2 separate regions of the Homo sapiens genome follow, and region 1 is linked to region 2. A link is a contact called in ENCODE Hi-C data. All regions are on one chromosome and are shown on one strand. Each heading gives the region's core, a stretch centred on a gene start or an enhancer-like site at or near the end of the contact. The rest is flanking DNA. Distances are from core to core; before and after follow the strand shown.

What was found. A loop is a pair of places that touch in the nucleus more often than their neighbours do. Pooled maps may share reads with other maps.
Region 1: a pooled map shows a loop between it and region 2 (5-fold over the local background). The contact joins two enhancer-like sites. A Hi-C loop is called at or near these places in 3 of 37 single-sample maps with no recorded cell type and 2 of 50 pooled maps.

The regions. Positions count from the first base shown.
Region 1 is chr4:8,227,466-8,229,965 of GRCh38, reverse strand. SH3TC1 (SH3 domain and tetratricopeptide repeats 1) reads right to left here. Exons shown (of 18, transcript NM_018986.5): 12 at 1,322-2,500. Among named protein-coding and RNA genes, the nearest start is that of SH3TC1, 29 kb to the right of the region's middle. RefSeq lists a silencer at 514-573 and enhancers at 331-1,001, 1,094-1,353, 2,343-2,500. Within about 2 kb of position 1,250, at least 22 of the 41 ENCODE cell types and tissues checked have a DNase peak (open chromatin) inside an H3K27ac peak, as active enhancers do.
Region 2 is chr4:8,530,278-8,536,114 of GRCh38, reverse strand. No RefSeq gene overlaps it. Among named protein-coding and RNA genes, the nearest start is that of GPR78, 47 kb to the left of the region's middle. RefSeq lists enhancers at 1,720-1,859, 1,940-2,079. Within about 2 kb of position 1,739, at least 11 of the 41 ENCODE cell types and tissues checked have a DNase peak (open chromatin) inside an H3K27ac peak, as active enhancers do.

The DNA.
Region 1 (2,500 bases), core at 1-2,500, 310 kb after region 2:
CTCGTCCCCTGGCCCCCGGTCTCCTCGACTGTTCAACGCGGGGTGGGGAGACAGGGAAGCATGATCCTCGTTCCCTGGCCTGCGTTTCCAAGTCTGAATCCCCCAGCACCCCGGGGAGGGCCTCGTAGGAGGTGCCACAGGCTATTGTGCCAGGACCCACCGGAGGCTGCTGTGGGGGCTGGGGTGCCGGGTTTCTGGAGGGTCTCCTTGCAGTCAGAGAATGGCCCTGGGGAAGAAGCCTGGGTCTGAACCCCCCCACTCCTCCTTGGGCAGATGGCTCCCCAGTGCCCTTAGGGAAAAGGCCAAGCCACAGCCTGAGGCCCCAGGCCCTGCTTAGCTCTCCAGCAGAGCTTCTCACCATCCAGCACCCAACCAACCCACGCCCAACTCTGCACCTCCCTGCATAGGCCCTGCTCACTCACCCCCACTTACACCCCACTCATCCCCGCTCACCCGCTCACACCCCCGCTCACTCACCCCCTGCTCACCCCCATCACACCCCCACTCACTCACCCCCTGCTCACTCACCCCCATCACACCCCCACTCACTCACCCCTACTCGCTCACCCCTGGGCCTTCACACAGGCTACACCACCAGCCCCTCACCCACCACGTATTACTTGACTAAATCTTCTCAACCCTCTGGCCCCAGACTAAAGAGGCTTCCCTAACCCGGGGCCAAGAGCTGCCCCGCCATCACACCACTCACCCTTTTGTGGCTTCTCTGGCCTGAAGCTCACTTTCCCATGCTCAGCCCCTGCCACCCAAGGACCCCACAAGCCCCATTTGTGGGTGGGACGTGGCACACTCTGCACAACGAGCTGCTTTTGCATAAACTTTTCTGCGGCTTTGGGTAACCACCCGCCCCTGCGTCCTCTGTGAAGTGGGATGACAGGTGCACAGGGCTGCCGAGATGTCAAGCAGATAACATGGGCACAAGCACCGGCGTTCAGGGCCTGGCTCATGGAGGGGCCCCAAGTCCCAGCTCAGCGGAGCCTGCCTCGCTTCCAGGGTTATGTCTAGGGTGACCCACCGCCCGTTGCCCAGACTTCAGGGATTCCCAGCATGCAGGACTTTCAGTGCTCAAGGCAGGATGGTCCCTGGGCAAACCGGGAGGAGCTGGCTCCCCCAGTAGGGCAGAGAGGGCCTGGCCCTGCGTGGGAACTGCCTGTCTCCAGGGCGCTTGCCAACATCTGCTGTTTGCCATGACTCAGCACTTTCGATGGTGGAAAAACCACCGCTTGTGTCTGAATCACAAACCCCAGGTGTGCCCTGACCCGAGTGGCCCCGGAAGGCACACAGAAGGAACTGGGGCACTCACTCTCCACGTGGCCCATCTCCACGGCGACCAGAAGGGCCCACTCGTAGTAGCCCTTGCCCTGCTGGGCCGGGCCCTGGCGGGTGCAGAGATGGCCCAGCTGCAGGAGCACGTGGGTGAAGTCCCGGCCACACTCCCCAAGGGGCAGCCTCGAGAACAGCCGCACGGCCTCCAGGAGGTAGTGCTGGGCCAGCCTGCTGGCACCCGCATGCAGGCACAGGGCCCCGAAGTTGGCCAGCCCCACTGCCTGGTTCCTTTGCTGGCCCAGGTCCCGAGCCACCCGCAGGGCGCGGTAGTAGCTCTCAGCTGCCTGCCTCGTCCGGCCCGTCCTCTTCAGAGCCACGGCCACCATGTTGGCAATCACGCCCTCCTGGTCCTCGCTGGCCACCACTGCATCCCGGACAGACTGCAGGATGTCCAGGGCCACCGGGCTCTGCCCATGAAGCACGTGCAGCCAGGCCAGGGCCACCAGGTGGTCCACGATGGCACGGACTCCGGCAATAGCACTGGCTTCCACTGCCTGCGTCATGAAGGTGATGGCCGGGCCGTGGCAGCCATGGTGGCTGTACAGCTGGGCCAAGCTGGTGTAGAGGGGGCCGCGCAGCGCCTGGCCTGTGCCCGGGGTCAGGGAGGCCAGCGCTTGCCTGAGGTAGTGGGAAGTTTGGGCAGGGAGGCTGTGGGGCTGGGGGGCGTTCTGGAGCACCAGGTTCACACTCCTCAGCGAGCCGGCCAGCGAGCCCCGTGTCCGCAATGAGGCCACCTTGACACAGCTCAGCACCAGGTGGGGCAGGCACTTGCGGCTGTAGATGTCAGCCAGGAGTAGGTAGCAGTCTGAGAGCCACGCGGCCTCTGGGGCTCCCGAGTCCCTGTGCAAAAGCAGCAGCCGCTCTAGGAAGGGCAGGGCCTCCTCGGGCTGCTTGAGGTGCACGTGGTGCCTGGCCAGCAGGAAGCAGGCCCGGGCCTCGGCCTGCAGGCTCTGGCCACCCACCGCCCGCCGCAGCGCCAGCTGCAGGAGCTCCCCCTCCGCCTCGGTGCTGCAGATGTGGTCAGGCGTCCCCAGGAGCAGGGCCATGGCTTTGGGCACCACCTGTGCACACTTCTCCCGGTTCTTCTGCTTCCGGTAAATGCTGGCCAGGTTGGCGTACACAGCCACCACTAGGAACAGGTCCCCGAAGCTGCCCT
Region 2 (5,837 bases), core at 490-2,989:
TAGTCTCCAAGAGTGCATGGTCTAGAGGGATGACAAAATACAGACACATCCCTGGAAGAAGCAGCCGAGCCAGCTGGCATCACCCGCCAGGGCCTGCCAGGGCTGCTGCTGAATTGCTGGGACCTTGGTTTTGGCCAGCCATGGTCCTTTGGCTGGGGTCTGCAGTGGGGAGCTCAGTCAAGGGAGGAGAGAAAACCCAGGGGGCTTCCTGTAAGAGCTCTCTCGGGGGCCTTCCTGTAGGCCCAGAACCCTGGGCAAAATGAAAACACACAGCCTCCTGTTCAAAAAGCAGGAGGAAATCTTTATCCTTCCTTCAGAGTTATCTCTCTCTCTCTCTCTCTAAAGTTGTCATGGTGTTTTAATTTGCTATTTGATGTCACTCTCCCTTGGACATGGATGCTTACAGGGTGAGGACAGATGCAGACAGGAACTCAGGACCCTGCTGTGCAATTCAACATGCCAGGCACCTGATCCCAACTCTGACTTCCCTGCCCCTGAACCCAGGCCCCAGGGCAGAGGGCAGCAGTGATTGTCAGGTGAGGGCAGGAGGCATGGGACAAGTATCAACCTATAAACAGAGGCTTGGCAATAAAAAAGAGTCAAACTGTGTAAAATATGTGAAGGGATTTATTCTGAGCCAACTATGAGTGACCATGGCCAAAGGCACAGTCTCAGGAGGTCCTGAGAACAGGTGCCCGAGGCGGTTGGGTTACAGCTTGATTTTACATATTTTAGAAGGAGAGAAATTACAGGCAGAGACAAAAATCAATACACGTAAGGTGCACATTGGTTCAGCCTAGAAAGGTGGGACATCTTGAAGTAGGGGCTTCCAGCTTGATATGGTTTGGCTCTGTGTCCCCACCCAAATGTCATCTTGAATTGTAATCCCCATAATTAATTCCCATGTGTCTAAGGAGGGACCAGGTGGGAGGTGAATGGATCATGGGGATGGTTTCCCCCATGCTGTTCTCACGACAGTGAGGGAGTTCTCATAAGATCTGATGGTTTTATAAGTGTTTGACAGTTCCTCCTTCACACACCCTTCTCTCTCCTGCCGCCATGTGAAGAAGGCCCTTGCTTCCCCTTCACCTTTGACCATGATTGTAAGTTTCCTGAGGCTTCCCAAGCCATGTGGAGTTGTGAGCCAATTAAACGTCCTTCCTTTATAAATTACCCAGTCTTGAATATTTCTTTATAGCCGTGTGAAAACAGACAAATACACAGGTCATAGGTGGATTTAGAGATTTCCTGATGGCAAGTGGCTGACAGGGTTAAGCTCTGCCTGAAAAGTTGAAGTCAACAGAAGGAAATGTTTGTTGTTAAGAGAAGGGGGAATGTGGAAGCCAAGGTTCCTGTTATGTGTCAGACTCTCCTTAGTTAACTCTCTCCTGGATCAGGAAAAGACTGGAAAGGGAAAAGGATTCTCTACAGACTGTAGGTTTTCCCAGTAAGAGACAAATTTGCAGGGCCATTTCAACATAGGTACATTCTGGGGGTAAACTGCTTCGATCTCTTTCAGGGCCTGCTATCTGTCATGTGATGCTATACTAGAGTCAGGTTGGAATTTGGTATCTTATTGCTACAAGGAGTCTGTTTGGTCAGCCTCAGGATCTCTGTTTTCATGTTAATGCTGGTCAGTCATGTTGAAACTCCAAAGGGAGGGGGTATAATGAGGCGTGTCCAACCCACTTCTATCTTGGCCTGAACTAGTTTTTCAGGTTTACGTTGGAATTCCCCTGGCCAAGAGGAGGGACCATTCAGTCAGCTGGGGAGCTTAGAATTTTAGTTTCAGTTTACAGGCTCCAAGTCCCCAGCACATGCTCCACTCTCCCTTAGACTTTACACACAAGACACAGATTCAAAGATAAACTGCCAACTCCAGGGCACTAAACCCCAAGCCTAGGGCCCTGTTCGTCTATGGCCGAGCCAGCCCTGCCTCCTTCCACCCCTGCCTGAGGCCACTAGCCAGCTAAGGACCAAGCAAACCCATCCTGCTGTGGTGACGGGCTATGGCCTCCCAGAGGACACTTTGACTCCATGTCCCTGCGTCCTGGTATGGCTCCAGTGACTGTATATAAAAGGTGCTGTTGCCTTCATGAAGAGGGTGCGAGCTGTTTTCTTTTTTTGGCGTAGACACAGTCTGTCTATTTCACCTTCTAGTTCAGGTCTTCCACCCCTGCTGCTGTTGGTGTTCCTTTCTTATTTCCCTTTACCCTGGATCTTTCATTTAATTCTTTGAAAATATGCTATTGATGGGGCATGGTGGTGCACACCTGTAATCCCAGCACTTTGGGAGGCAGAGGCAAGTGGATCACTTGAGCCCAGGAGTTTGACACCAGCCTGGGAAACATAGTAAAATCCTGTCCCTACAAAACATACAAAAATTAGCCAAGCGTAGTGGTGCTCACCTGTAGTCCCAGCTGCTCAGGAGGCCAATGCGGGAGGATCACTTGAGCCCAGGATGTCAAGGCTGCAGTGATCCAAGATTGCACCACTGCACTCCAGCCTGGGTGACAGAGCAAAACCTTGTCTCAAAAAAAATAAAAAATAAAAATAAGAGAAGAGAAGAAAATCTGCTATTGGTGGTTTTTCTGTTGTTCAGACACTGGTTTATGCTCAGTGCTTCCAGGAATGACCCACCTGCCCCTCTCACTTTCATGTCTGCACCTGCCCTCCAGTTGTTTAAGGTTCTGCCTCTGGATTTTCACTTTTTATTCTTGTTCTTGCTTTCTCATGCTTTTTACATTCATGGAATCATTGATTTTTACCCAAAGTTTTGTGTGGTTATCTCCTTTTTTCAGTTTATCACTTTGATATGTAATTTCAAATTTATTTCAGCACATTGAGCTGATTTAACATTAACACACATTGAGCTGATTTAACATTAACACAACATTTCCCTTATTTTATTTTATTTTATTTTTTTTTTTGAGACAGGATCTCGCTACATTGCCCAGACTGGACTACAGTGGTATGACCTTGGTTCACTGCAACCTCGGCCTCCCGGGTTCAAGCAATTCTCCTGCCTCAGCCTCCTGAGTAGCTGGGATGACAGGCATGTGCCACCACGCCCAGCTAATTTTTTGTATTTTTAGTAGAGACAGGGTTTTGCCATGTTCCCCAGGCTGGTCTCGAACTCCTGACCTCAGGTGATCCACCGTCCTCAGCCCCCAAAATGCTGGGATTTCAGATGTGTGCCCCTGTGCCCAGACACTAAAATCTTTATTTCGATGTCTATTCCTGACAGATTACCTAAAAGATTAACTAAGGCTTACTTTACTTTTTTCTTCTTCCTTCCTTTTCATATTTTATTCTTTCTTTATAAATGTTTTTTGTAATGAATGGCCAGTGACTTGGTTGGAATAATATAACAAAAAATACCCCAAACTTCAGCAGCTTCATGTGATGAACATTTATCTCCCACCTCCCCTCACCCCCACCCCAGTGCTGATGTTCCTGGTGGTGGGGGCAGGGTGCTCTGCTCCACTCAGTCATTTAGGGATTCAGGTTGTGGGGACTCTGCCATCTTGGGGTGTGGCCCTAGGTCACACTGGATGATGTAAACTAAAAATTAAATGTTAAGCCCCTCAACTGACTGAATGGGCCTCTCCTCTCTGCCAAGAGAGGACAGGGCATTCCAAAGTTAACCTGAAAAACCAGTTCAGGCCGTGATGGGAAGCGGGGTCAGACATGCTTCATTTTACCCTCCCCCCTTTGGAATTCAGGCACAGCTGACCAGCATTAACATTAAAACAGAGGAGACCTTCAGACTTTTTGTAGCAACAAGGCATCAAATTCCAGCCGGACTCTAGTACAGCATCACACGACAGATAGCAGGCCCTGAAAGAAATTGAAGCGTTTTACCCCAAAATATATTTATTTGACATATTTTGAAATAGCCTTGCACCTCAGGTGATCCGTCCACGTTGGCCTCCTAAGATCCCAAAATGCTGGGATTACAGGCATGAGCCACTGCCCAGCCTAACAACATAAAATTTTAAATGTCCACCATGTAACCCATAATGATGTGGCCCAGGAAGTCCCAGGAAACCCTCAGCTCATGTGGAAAAGACAATCAACAGCCGCCAATACCTGGATGACCCGGATGTTGGAATTCGCTTATGAAAACTTTAAAGCAAGTGTTGCAGAAGTAATCCAAGAGGAAGAGGTGAACACTATTGAGTTCAGAGGAAAGATAGGAGATGTCAGCAAAGAAACAGAAGCTACAAAGAACCACATGAAAAATGCAGAACTTTCAAATGAAGTAATCAGAAATGTGAAAGCCCACTGTATGGGCTCAATAGTAGAACAAAAATGACACGGGAACGGGTGAGTGAACTTGAAGATAGACCAATGGGCCAGCCATGATGGTTCATGCCTGCAACCCCAATACGTCAAGAGGCTGAGGTGGGAGGATGCTTAAGGCCAGGAGTTTAAGACCAGCCTGGGAAACACAGCAAGACCCTATCTCTACAAAATAAAAATAAAAATAAAAATAAAAAAATTAGCCTGGTATAGTGGTGTATACCTGTAGACCCAGCTACTCTGGAAGCTGTGGCAGGAGAATCGCTTGATCCCAGAAGTTCCAGGCTGTAGTAAGCTATGATTGTGCCACTGTGCTCTAGCCTGGGCAACAGAGCAGGGCACTGTCCCTTTAAAAAAAAAAAAAGAAAAGAAAAGAAAGCTAAAGCAATACAATTATTCAACATGAACAGCAGTGAAGAAAATATTTAAAAATGAACACAAAATCCAATTGCCCTTCATTATTATTATTATTATTATTATTATTATTATTATTATTATTATTTGAGATAGAGTTTTGCTCTTGTTGCCCAAGCTGGAGTTCAATGGTGCAATCTCGGTTCACTGAAACCTCTGCCTACCAGGTTCAAGCAATTCTCCCATCTCAGCCTCCCAAGTAGCTGGGATTACAGGCGCACACCACCATGCCTGACTAATTTTTTGTATTTTCAGTAGAGACAGGGTTTCACCATGTTGGCCAGGCTGGTCTCAAACTCCTGATCTCAAGTGGTCCACCCACCTCAGCTTCCCAAAGTGCTGGGATTACAGGCGTAAGCCACCGCACCCAGCCACCAATGCCCATTCTTGATAAAAATTCTTAACAAACTAGGGATAGAAGGCAGCATCCCCAACCTGACAGAGTGTCTGCAAAACATCCACAACTAACTTGTACCCTATGGTGAAAGACTGGGTGCTCTCCCAGTGAGAGCAAGTAGAAAGCAAGGCACCCATTCTCAGTTTGGTTTACACTGACTAGAGGTCCTAGCAAGGGCAATTAGGCAAGAAAAATAATTAGAAGACATGCAGATTGTAAAGGGAGAAGTAAAACTCTCAATTTGGAGATGACACAAGCTTATATGTAGAAAATCCTATAAAAGCTACAAAAAATCGTATTAGAGCCAATAAACAGCTGAGCAATTTTGCAGGATGCAAGATCAATATATGAAGTCAGTAGGATTCCTGTACACAAGCAACACACAACCCAAAAGTGGAATTGAGAAAAAAATAGCATCAATACCATCAAAAAGAATAAAATACTCAATAAATTTAACCAAAGAAGTGCAAGACTTATTCGCTGAAAACTACAAAACATTGTTGAAAGAAATTAAAGGAGAGTTAAATAAATGGAAAGGTACTCTGTATTCATAGATTAGAAGACTAGACTTATTAGGATGCCCATACTCCTCAAACCAGCCTACAGAGTCAGTGTGGTTCCTATCAAAATTCCAATGGTGTGTTGCACAGAATGAATAAGCTGATGCTAAAATTCATGTGAAATTGCAACGAAGCCCAATAGCCAAACAATCTTTAAAAAA